4 separate regions of the Homo sapiens genome follow, and regions 2, 3 and 4 are each linked to region 1. Evidence: chromatin contacts called from ENCODE Hi-C or POLR2A ChIA-PET data. All regions are on one chromosome and are shown on one strand. Each heading gives the region's core, a stretch centred on a gene start or an enhancer-like site at or near the end of the contact. The rest is flanking DNA. Distances are from core to core; before and after follow the strand shown.

Evidence for each region. Hi-C counts contacts between places; a loop is a spot of excess contacts on that map. ChIA-PET counts read pairs that join two places held with the same protein, here RNA polymerase II (POLR2A). Pooled maps may share reads with other maps.
Region 2: a map of ascending aorta shows a loop between it and region 1 (5-fold over the local background). The contact joins the promoter of KIAA0930 here to the promoter of TTLL12 in region 1. A Hi-C loop is called at or near these places in 2 of 168 maps with a recorded cell type or tissue (ascending aorta and naive thymus-derived CD4-positive, alpha-beta T cell), 2 of 37 single-sample maps with no recorded cell type and 12 of 50 pooled maps.
Region 3: a pooled map shows a loop between it and region 1 (15-fold over the local background). The contact joins the enhancer-like site here to the promoter of TTLL12 in region 1. A Hi-C loop is called at or near these places in 1 of 37 single-sample maps with no recorded cell type and 8 of 50 pooled maps.
Region 4: a loop to region 1 is called in a pooled map, with 18 times the contacts of the local background. The contact joins the promoter of FAM118A here to the promoter of TTLL12 in region 1. A Hi-C loop is called at or near these places in 2 of 37 single-sample maps with no recorded cell type and 8 of 50 pooled maps. POLR2A ChIA-PET finds 5 or more read pairs at or near these places in 1 of 52 experiments (B cell).

What each region holds. Positions count from the first base shown.
Region 1 is chr22:43,185,779-43,188,478 of GRCh38, reverse strand. TTLL12 (tubulin tyrosine ligase like 12) reads left to right here and starts at 1,345. Exons shown (of 14, transcript NM_015140.4): 1 at 1,345-1,586. The coding sequence starts at 1,410. RefSeq lists silencers at 932-1,051, 1,300-1,459, 1,500-1,719 and enhancers at 2,100-2,159, 2,170-2,249, 2,190-2,694.
Region 2 is chr22:45,239,644-45,242,343 of GRCh38, reverse strand. KIAA0930 reads left to right here and starts at 1,450. Exons shown (of 10, transcript NM_001009880.2): 1 at 1,450-1,704. The coding sequence starts at 1,641. RefSeq lists silencers at 1,127-1,326, 1,357-1,416, 1,577-1,636, 1,787-1,876.
Region 3 is chr22:46,039,588-46,042,287 of GRCh38, reverse strand. It overlaps LINC00899 (long intergenic non-protein coding RNA 899), which reads left to right. Exons shown (of 4, transcript NR_027036.1): 4 at 1,236-2,381. LOC124905136 (a long non-coding RNA gene) reads right to left here. Exons shown (of 2, transcript XR_007068137.1): 2 at 1,851-2,700. Among named protein-coding and RNA genes, the nearest start is that of LINC00899, 3.9 kb to the left of the region's middle. Within about 2 kb of position 1,432, at least 6 of the 41 ENCODE cell types and tissues checked have a DNase peak (open chromatin) inside an H3K27ac peak, as active enhancers do.
Region 4 is chr22:45,308,550-45,311,249 of GRCh38, reverse strand. It overlaps FAM118A (family with sequence similarity 118 member A), which reads right to left and starts at 1,316. Exons shown (of 9, transcript NM_017911.4): 1 at 1,067-1,316. RefSeq lists an enhancer at 1-254 and a silencer at 971-1,650.

The DNA.
Region 1 (2,700 bases), core at 96-2,595:
GGCAACAAGAGCAAAACTCCATCCCAAAATAAATAAATAAATAAAATGTTTTTCTCTGCAGCCCTCACCAACTTGAGTTTGGAAATTTTTGCCTTTGCAGACCCACCTGCTTCCTACAATGGAATTGAACAAGTCCGTGAATTGGTGCATTTTATTCAAACTCAGTTCAAAAATGTTATCAAAATAGCATCTGAAGCTCCAAAAAATTTTCAGCCTTTGTTTTTTAGCAAATTACAATTCTTACAAAATTGCAAAAAGGAAGACATTGAAATGTATCCCTATGGAGCAATAAAACTCAATGAGAGTTCAAAAGAGAATGTCTTTTGAAATTCTATAACTGAACTGTTTTCTTTTAAAGAGGGAGTCTGGCTATGTTGCCGAGGCTGGACTTGAATTCTTGGGCTCAAGCTATCCTCCCGCCTCAGCCTCCCGAGTAACTGGGACTACAGACGCGGCCACCACGCCCAGCTCAACTGCACTTCGAAACATCCCGACATGTAGGAGTAAATTCCTCTGACGGGTACACTTGGTCTTAATTGGATCAACTGACATTCCGAATCCAAATATAAGTAATTGAGAAGGGCCACGATTTTGCAGCATCCAAATCTGGTGAAACGCTCACAAGAATCGAGAGCTCCCAAGGCAGGGGGCCTGCGAGCTCTGTGTGCCCGGTGCAGGCACAGAAGCGCCGCCTCACCGGGTTCGGGCCCCAGGACACCTTCCGGGCCGTCGGTGGGGCCTTTTCCGGTCCTGACAGCGCCCTATACGTAGGCACCCCGCCCTCCCGGCATTCCCCGGGGTCGCCGCGCGCTGAGCGAGAAAAGCTCAGCCACCATCAGGTGCGCGTGCGCACACGGCGGCAGCCAAACCACAGGCGCGGTCGCAGACGCGCGCCCCCTCCTGGCAAGCTCGCGCGCTCTCGCACGCACCCCGCCGATGCGCAGGGCCTGCCCGGGGGCCGCGGCAAACCGGGCTGGAGGCGGACTGGGGGCGGGGCGGGACGGGGTGAGGGGGCGAGAAGAGGGCGGGGCAGGGGAGGGGTCGGGGGGGCCGGGAGGAGGACGGGGCGGTGGGGAGGGGGGCAGGGGGCGGGGGCAGGGGGCGCGGCAGGGGCGGGGGGCTGGGGGGAGGACGGGGCGGTGGGCGGGGGGCTGGGAGGAGGACGGGGCGGGGGTGCTGGGAGGCGGGCGGGGCGGGGGGCGGAGGCGGGGGGGGCTGGGAGGAGGGCGGGGCGGGGGGGGGCTGGGAGGAGGGCGGGGCGGGGGGGGGCTGGGAGGAGGGCGGGGCGGGGGGGGGGGCGCTGGGAGGAGGGCGGGGCGGGGCAGGGGGCGGAGGCGGGAGGGCAGGGCCGACGGACGGCGGGCGGCGGCGGCGGTGGCGGCGCTGGAGTCGGCGCGGGTGCTGGCGCCATGGAGGCCGAGCGGGGTCCCGAGCGCCGGCCTGCGGAGCGTAGCAGCCCGGGCCAGACGCCGGAGGAGGGCGCGCAGGCCTTGGCCGAGTTCGCGGCGCTGCACGGCCCGGCGCTGCGCGCTTCGGGGGTCCCCGAACGTTACTGGGGCCGCCTCCTGCACAAGCTGGAGCACGAGGTGCGGGGAAGGGCGGCGGGCACGTGCGGCGGCCGGGGTGGGAGCGCGGCGGGAGCCCGCGGCGCGGGACAGGGAAGAGCGCTCCCGGGCGGCGGGAGCCGCGGTGAGCCACCCAGAGCGCGTCCTGGGCAGCTCTGGAGCGGCGTGGAGTTGGGGGCCGAAGAGTGACAGCAGGAGACCGGGGTACCTGCGGCCCTGATCTGCCCGGGCCCGAGACCGGCTGAGGGCTGCGTTGGGAACTTTAGGTCCTCCACACACCCGAGCCTGACACAGCCCTGCGAGGAGTGAAACTCATCACCCCCACTTCACAGATGAGAACACTGCGGCTCCGAGAGTCCCTTCAGAGGGATTCTTTCAGCCGCTGCCTCACAGGGACAACGGGAACCCCGTGAATTTGTGTAGCTGTAACTGTTGGGTTCACAGAATTCGGTGTTTTTTCATTTGATTTGAGCCTCGGGGTCCCCTCATCTTGCAGGTTAAAGAAAACAGGCTGTGAGAGGTGGAGGAGAAATCTAAAGAAAAATGGAAAAGATTGAGAAGCCTCTAGGTTCTCTCCCTTTTTGTGAGGACGGCCCATCCGGCTCACCTGCCTCCTCCACTCCAAAGCGTTCCCCACTGTCCTGGCTGGGGATGAGCCCTGGATTTTTATTGCGTGCCCAGAGGCTGAGGCCACAGCACCTTCCCGGGCTGGCGGGGGGGGGGGTGTTTTCTTTAGCTGGGACCCGACATCTCCTCCAGGTGCTGTCTCCCGGACGGAGATGAGCCTAGTGGCGCAGGTGATGAAGTGGAAACCCCAGAGCCAAGAACAGGGACCCGGGCCGGGAACTAGGAGTCCCTGAGCCTGGCTGCTGGCCAGACTCTACGGTCTCTGAGCCAGTTTTTCTCTGTGTAATCCTGATTGGACTAGGAACCTTCCTGCTGGAAACGTGCAGTGAGTGGCACCTCCTTATGCTACAGTGTAACAGAGAGTTTCCTCTGCCCCTCACTTCTGCCATATGCTTTCCGAGGACCACTCTGGTCCCAGGCCTGTGCTGGGTGGAAGGGACCTTGGTTTGTTCATGAGGACAAAAAGGTTCCCATGGGCTGCGTGGAAGGAGCACAGTGGGAATGACCA
Region 2 (2,700 bases), core at 201-2,700, 2.1 Mb before region 1:
CTGTCTCCCAGCTTGGAGTGCAGTGGCGGGATCTCGGCTCACTGCAGCCTCCGCCTCCCAGGTTCAAGCAATTCTCCTGCCTCAGCCTCCAGAGTAGCTGGGATTACAAATGTGTGCTACCATGCCCGGCTAATTTTTGTATTTTTAGTAGAGATGGGGTTTCACCATTTTAGCCAGGCTGTTCTGGAACTCCTAACCTCAGGCAATCCACCTACCTCGGCCTCCCAAAGTGTTGGGATTACAGGCATGAGCCACTGTGCCCAGCCTGCAGCCCATATCTATTTATTGGGCATCTAATGTGTGCCAGGCAATGTTCTGGGTACTGAGACAACAGCTGTGTAGTAGACAGGCCCCTCCCTCGGTAGAGAAGAGAACAAGTGAACCCATAGGTATCCAATGTGTCGGGAGGAGGTAAGTGTCACCCTGTGAAGGAGAAACAGACTAAGGGAAGAGAGAGGGAGGGAAGGCGGTCAGGGGAGTTTCTTTGAGGATGTGACACTCGGGACACAAAGGAAGCAAGTTACACAGGAATGGGGAGAAGAGGACTCCAGACAGGGGAAAGGGGGACCTTGATGGGTCTGGGGTCCACACACAGGCTGTGAATGCAGGGAGTGATGTAGATTTAGCTTTGGAGAGACCTGGAAATCAATGCTGGTCTCTCCATCTCCCCCTGTTCTTGGAAATGGACCACCAGGCGTGAGGTTTGGGGAGGCCACTGGCTGCTTCTCCGGTGTCTTCCTGTATCAGCCACAACTAGCACACGGAGGGATGCTGGCCAGACCTGGCTTCATCAGGATGACACGCCCAGCTAACCTCATACCTCCCCCTTCATCAACACTCCCCCATGTTGGGGAGGCAAGGCAGGGAAAGGTCCCCCATGGTGCAGCTGAGGAAATGGAGGCGCAACACTCTGCACTGTGCCAGGTGCAGAGGAGGGGGGCCGGAAGGGCTTTGCCACGGTGTCCCCCAGGAGACCACCTTCTGGGAGCAGGTGACCTCTTGAGGGGTTCTGCGGAGGAAGTTCCCAGAAGTCAGCCGAGGGGACTTGGTGGAGGTGGCAACGCACAGGGCGGGTGACAAAGTACACATCCCGTGGGGTAGCAGCGGGGGAGGGGAGAGGTGCCCTGAAGGGGCGGCGGGAGGGGCTCAGAGGCGTGATCCCGTTGGTGGGGCGTTTAGGACCTTGGGTGGAGGCGGGACCCCGCGAGCGGTTTGAGGGAGGCTGTCCTGGGCATCCGAAGATTGGCGGAGACTGGCCGTTTGGAAGTGGGCGGGGCAAGGGAGGTCAGGGGGCGGGGCCAGGGAGCCGGGGTGGGTCCGGGCCGTTCAGAGGCGGGGCGGGAGGGGACAGGGGCGGGGCCGGGGCGGGGAAGGGGCGGGGCCGGACCGGGGCCGGGCCGGGCCGGGGCGGGGCGAGCGGAGCCGGGGGCGCGCGGGCGGCGGCGGCGCGGAGGTGCGCTCGCCGGTGCTGTGTTTGGCGGGTGGTGGCGGCGGCGGCGGCGACGGCGACGCGCACAGAGGCGGACTGTGGCTTCCTTGGTGCTCGCGGCGGGCTGCGGGCCGGGCCGCCCGCCCTCCCCGCCGCCGCCGCCCCCGAGCCTGCGGGCGGCGCCGAGGCCGAGGAGCGCTCGCTGCAGCACATGCTGCGTGCCATAGCGGAGGAGCGCGGCCGTCTTAGCCTGCGCCGCGAGGTCTGCGGCCTCGGTGAGTGGGACCCGGGGGCGAGGCCGGGCCGGGAGAGGTGAGCGTCTCCGGGGCCGCCTCTGCGCGTCCGTGTTTCTGTGCGCCCCGCGCATCTCTGTCTCTGCGCGGGTGTCGTGGTCTCTGGGTCTGCCTGGGTACCCTGTCTTCCTCCATGGCCCCCCCCCCACCGTCCCTGCATCTGGGTCTGTCTCTGCTTTCCGTCCGACGAGCGCCCCGCACCCCTGTGCCCGGGTCTCATTCGGCGTCTCCCCCTGTCAGTCCGTCCGGGTGTCTGTCTCATCTTCCTCCTTCTTCTTCGTGTCTCTGCGGGTCTTCTTCCTTCTCCAGGAAGCCCGCCCCGGGCCCTCAGCACCGCGGTAGGGAGTGTGGGCGTGGGATCTGGGTACACCCTTAGCCCAGCGCGGCAGGGTCGGGCCCTCGTTGGGCTCTGGGTGGACCTCGCTGCGAGCGTGCCCTGGCCACTGTCTCCTGCTACCCGAAGCCTTTGTCTTTCCGCACCCACCGGCCCCTCTCATCCCTTAGCTGTATCCAGGGACCTGTTGGGCAATGGCCCCCCGAACCCGCCCGCTTGGCTGAGGGGCAGGGCCTGCTGCCTCTCGGTGTGATTCTGGGCTTTAAGTCATGGATCTGCTGGGGGGCGTGGGATGGGGGTGCCTCGTATTGTTTGGAAGGGCCTGGGACTGCAGGTGTGGGTGGGGTCTCCCAGCCAGTGAGGTAATCCATTACTGATGGATCATGCCCAGACTGAAGCCCAGGAGAAGCCCCCTCTTTTGTCGTCTCAGGTTCGTCATTTTCTCCATGGAAAAGACCCCTCCCTCCTCCGTGCAGGGAATGACTTCATACCACATTGTCAGCCACCCCCCACCCCACCCCCAGGCTAGGCTGGGGATTTCTGAGGGGGTGACAGCATTGCTGAGTACGGAATGTCAGCCTTCCAGATTCACCCCTTCATTCACCGTTGGGGAAACTGAGTCCCAGAGAACAAGTGCATCCCCC
Region 3 (2,700 bases), core at 183-2,682, 2.9 Mb before region 1:
TCTCCTGAACTTGTGATCCGCCCACCTCGGCCTCCCAAAGTGCTGGGATTACAGGCGTGAGCCAACGTGCCCAGCTGATTTTTATATTTCTTTTACTAAATTCTGTTTACAGAAATAATTCCAGATTCTATGTAAGATACAAATATTTTAACTGAAGATCATTGTATTTAGGGAAAATGTTCACCTTTAAGAGACAGGGGCTGGGCGTTGTGGCTCACGCCTGTAATCCCAGCACTTTGGGAGGCCGAGGCTGGTGGATCGCACGAGCCCAGGAATTCCAGACCAGCCTGGGCAACACGGCGAAACCCTGTCTATGCAAAATATACAAAAATTAGCCAAGCATGGGGGTGTGCACCTGTAACTCCCAGCTACTCCAGAGGCTGAGGTGGGAAGACTGCTCAAGCCCGGGAGGTCAAAGCTGCAGTGAGAGACCTTGTCTTAAATACAAACAGGCAGGAAGTCGTTATAAGCATAATACAATCCTGGATGTTGGAATCATCCCTGTCCAGCCTTGGCTCTGCCACGTGGGTGCTGAATGCTGCCTCAGGGACCCTGGTGCCCAGCTCCCACCTGCAGGGTGTTCTGAGGAGCCAGCACGCTGGGAGGGCCTAGCAGGAGATGTGGCATGAACCAGGTATTCGATAAATAAAAAGTGCCTTTGATTGTCACGTTTATCATTTGACATGTAGGCACAGGTGCAGTTTGATTATTTTTAATGTAAGTCTATTTTATCTCTTCCCGTTATAAAAGCAATACACACTGTGATAGACGGTTTGGAGAATTCAGGAAAGAAAAAGAAAAAGAAAAAAAATTCCTCCTAGGCCCTCTGCTCCAGAGCCTCCAGCCGTCACATGACAGTGTATTTCTTTACAATTACAGAAATAGATACGTGACTGTTACATTTTGAAACTTTTTCTTTTACCTTGACTTATTTTTAAATAGAAACACTAGTGAGGCCCCACAGAACTGAGCAGAACTAATGGCCCCCCATGTGGTGGAATAGTTCTGAGCTGGCCCCACTTTGGATGCAGCCTTCCCCGGCAAGTCTAAACCCAGTCTCTGTGGCTGCCTGTTCACAGGGACCGTGGACTGTGATGTTTACAGTACGAAAGCACTGGGAGAGAACGCTACATCACAAAGTGTCCTTAACCTGCTGCCGCCTCAGCTTTCCCATTTGTGACTTGGTTAAAAAAAATTTTTTTGACAGTTTTAAGCTCTTATTTTAATTTCCACAGGCTGTTGTAGAATCTGCTCAGCCAGGGAGGGGAAAGGAGTCGGCAATCAGGTCTCCTCCTGGGCACCTTTGTGAGGCCAGCTGGCGAGAGTGGGGGGTGACACTGAGGTCCCAGCAGCTCCAAATGCAGGCAGAGCCCTGTCCTCAGAGAAGGTCACAGCCTAGCCAAGCCCAGCCAGGTGGATGGGCCCACGGAACGCACAGGAACCTGGAACGGAGGTTGAAAGCAGGAAGCACAGTCTGTGACTCCCCAGCCCACTCTGCATTCGACCACTTGGGGCCCAGAAGCTTCAGGAAAGGTGCACAAGGTCACTGGGTCCCAGTACTCCCAACAGGAAGGTCTGGTCCAGGGACAGGGCTCTTCCCGACTCCCCTTAGCCACACGCACCAGAAGTTCTGCAGTGCCCAGTGGGCATAGCAGTCCCCAAGAATGACCCAGCACTGAAGCTGAGCCAAAGAACTTGGGGAGCGAGCCACACCCCCTCACTCCCTCTTCGCCTGCTCCAGACTTGCCAGGCGGTTGCTTTTCGTGGGAACCGGGATGTCCTCACCACCCTGTCCAGGGCCCAGCCCCATGTCCCTGGCCTGCTACAGCTGGAAAAAAAAAAGAGAGATGTTTGTTTTTATTTGTTTATAAAAAGAAAAGTGTTATATATATAACATATTATACCTCATGAATACATACAATTATTTGTCAATTAACAATAAAGAAAAATACAGCAAGCAAAAAAGACTCTCTTCCACAAAAATAGTGTTCATTACAGAAAAGTACAAAAAAAAAAAAAAAAAACTAAGAGGATATTTAGAATTAAGAAAAAACTAAGAGGGTATTTAGAATTAAAAAATAAAAAGAAAACAATTACCCATGAGGTAATTACTGAATGCATTTGGTTGAAAGTCCTTCTGCTATATTTTCCAAACTGTATGTGTATATATGTGCGCATGCATATATGTGTTTGTGTGTGTGTACACATATCTATATGAATGGACCATATCGTAAGTTATAAATGCATACATATATTCATGTATATATAATCATTAGATCATACTATAGGTTATTTTACAGTCTTTTTGTTGAATACGTTGTGAGCATTTTATGTCATTATTTTCTACAAGATTTGAAAAATAAAGTATAAATACCAGTTAATTTTTGAAATCAACCTTATTAAGGAATAAGTTCCATGCAGCAAAATCCCTTTCACCTCTACTGTTCGATGAGTTTTGACAATGTATGCAACCGTGACATGTATCACCACGATCAAGAAAGAAAACATCACCACAAAATGTTCCCTAGAGCCCCTTGCAGGCAGTCTCTGACTTCCTGGCAGCCAGCAATCTGAATCCAACCACCGTAGATCAGTTTCAATTTATTAAAAAAAAATTTTAACTCATGGAGTATGAACTCTTGCTCGGGATCCTGCTATCTATGTTGTTGAGTTTATCAATAGCCCATTCCTTTTTACTGC
Region 4 (2,700 bases), core at 67-2,566, 2.1 Mb before region 1:
GCCTTTTGACATACTGGCTGTCCCCTGAAACTCTGCCTGGAATGACCCTGGCAAACTTCTCCTCTAGCTCAACCTTCAAGAATCAGCTCACCTGCTGCTTAGCATCTCCTCCCCACGACTCCTAAGACGCCCTCCTTAACACCCACCCCTTCCCAGAATCCCATGCCCACCCAGATGGGTTCCCTGCCAGCGACGACACAGCTTCCTCCAGATAAAAACGACCTACTTGTCTTATGCCCCAGGTCCCTAGGCCCTGACAGCAGGGACCGTCTCATCTCTATTTCCAGTGTCAATTCCTGGAGCCTATCAGGCATTCAAAAACAAAATGTTAGTTCCTTGAATGAAAAAATTAAGGAGGAGACAACCTAAAAGCGTCCCCATGTGCCCTAACTCGCTCCCTCCCCGGTTCGGCCGCCCTCGGCCACCTCAGGTCTCCTGCTCTATAGACTGTCCTGTGGGGCCACCTGAGTCTCAGCAGAACATTAAAACTTAAACCCGGCCCTGCACCTGCAGGCGCGGGGACCACAGCTTAGGAGGTGGTCGTCGGGCGCGCTGTTACCGTCTTAAGTTATCACCAGACCTGGGAACACTTCCACCCACGCCCCGCAGGTCCAGGGACCTCAAGTTGGAGAAACCTAGCCCTGAGATCAGGTCGGAGAGGGAGCCTCAGGGTGGGCGGCACGGGGACCCGGGGTCTCGCGGGGCTAAGGACACTGGGAACCACGGCTCCCCACAGGAAGATGCCCCGGGCCTGGGGGCTTCTGAGGAGGTTGCTGGAAGCAAGTCCCAAGGGAACCTCGAGAGTTTCCGGAACCAACAGTTCTCAGGGCCCACTAGCGGCCGGGGTCCTCAGGGGGTCTCGGAGTCCAGAGAAAATCTTGGAGTTTCGGGGTTCGCGGGCCTGGAGGGGCAGGGCGGATCCTGAGGGGGTCTCGGGGGCAGGGGCTCCAGGGGAAGAGCTGAGAGGGAGTCCTGGGGTGGCCCCGGGGCCGGGGCGGATCCTGAGGATCTCGGGGTCCCCAGGGGCTCCGGATGCAGGGACCGCGGGCCCGCCCCGCCCCCTCACCTGCGGCGCCTCCGAGACGCTGGTCCCAGCTCGCGCTGCCACCTCTTCGCCTCCGCAGCCGGCTACGCCTCCGGGGTCTCTCGGCGGCCGCGCACCCCTGACGCTGGGCGGGGCAAGGGGATGGTTCTCGGGGAGGGGACTGCGCAGGCACGCGGGCTAGAAGCGAGAGCGAGAGCCGGAGTCGGAGCCAGAGCGGACGCCACGCCGCCTCCAGGCGCCCCTCCGCGTTAGCCGGCAGCGGCGCCGCCGCAAACCCTTCCCCCGCGCGCCCGCCCCAGCCGCGTGAACGTTCCGTCCCGAAACCAACGGCCCCGCGGTCCCCGGAGGCCCCGCCCCGGGGAAGGGCGAAGCCAGGACGCGCGCCCCGCCCCGCCCCGCCGCCAGATCCTCTGGCACCGCCCACCTCGGTGACCACGGTCCCGCCCACCGGGGAGGCCACGCCCCCGGGGTCTCCAGCGCAGGCGCGGTCGGATGTGCGGGGGAGGGCTTGCGCTGGGGAGCGCTTGGGCCTAGAGTCCGCGTCCTAGCCCTACCTGGCCCGGCGAGCCGCGCGTCCCGTTTCCTCATTTGCAGAAAGGGGGCGGGAGCACTTTGCAGGGACGTGGCGAGCATCAAGTGCGATCGGAAGCGCTCCTTTGCAACTGCATCCTGCACCACACTTAGGCACAGCTTCTGTCCCCAACCCAGACCTGAGGCTGGTCTCCGTCCCCCAGCAGACTCCTGCCCGCTTAAATTGGCCAGTCACCAGCCCTACCTTCTTTCTTTTTCAGAGTACTTGTCACTCTCCGAAATTAGGTACGCTTGTGACTGGCTCCCACTTCCCCTGAGAGCCGGTACCTTGTCCGTCTTGTCCACTGGGGGTTCCCAGAAGCCAGCACGGCGCTGGGCACACCATGGCCGCCCACATGTTTGTGCGTGCGTGAGTGTCTTCCCCGCGCTCTTCCCTCATCAAGAAATACTCTTCCCCGAGGCTGAGAATTTCTCCTAAAAATACAAGAAATACTCTTCCCCAGCTTAGGTTCGATCCGGCGAGGCCCCCTGACTCCTCGCGCATCCCTGTCGCAGGTGCCGCGTCCGTAAAGGGTGTGATCCTAGCACCTACCTTGTGGGTATTGCGAGGACTGAGATTGTGCGTGGGTGGGCTGGGCACGGGCCCCCTAGCGATCTTATTACTCCTCCTTTGTCTGCCACTGAAGTCTTTTACCTAAACAAGACCCAATCCACTTCCTCTTCCCAGCCTGCCCTGCCCAACCTGGAGTCATTTATTACTTCCTGTCTCCTTGGCACCTTTTTTTCCTGCCTGATTTTAAAGTTGGCTGTTAATATCTCCCCCTACCCTAGCCCACCAGAAAGCTCTCATTTTGTGACAGAAGGTAGTGTTGTGTTAGCGGCCTGTGAAATTTTAGGGGGGGCCAGAGCCCAGAAAACAGTGGGAGCAGTGACTCTGGGATGAAGAGGGCAGCCCCTGGGTGCTCTGTATGTGGGGTCAGGCACTCCCTGAGCACTTTGCATGCGTTCCTTCATGGTGTTCTTGGAACAACCCTATGAGGAAGGCGTCTTCATTGTTATTCCAGTTTAACAAGGGGAAGCTCAGGCCCAAGAGGTTGTGTAGTTCCATGCCTCAGCCCACACAT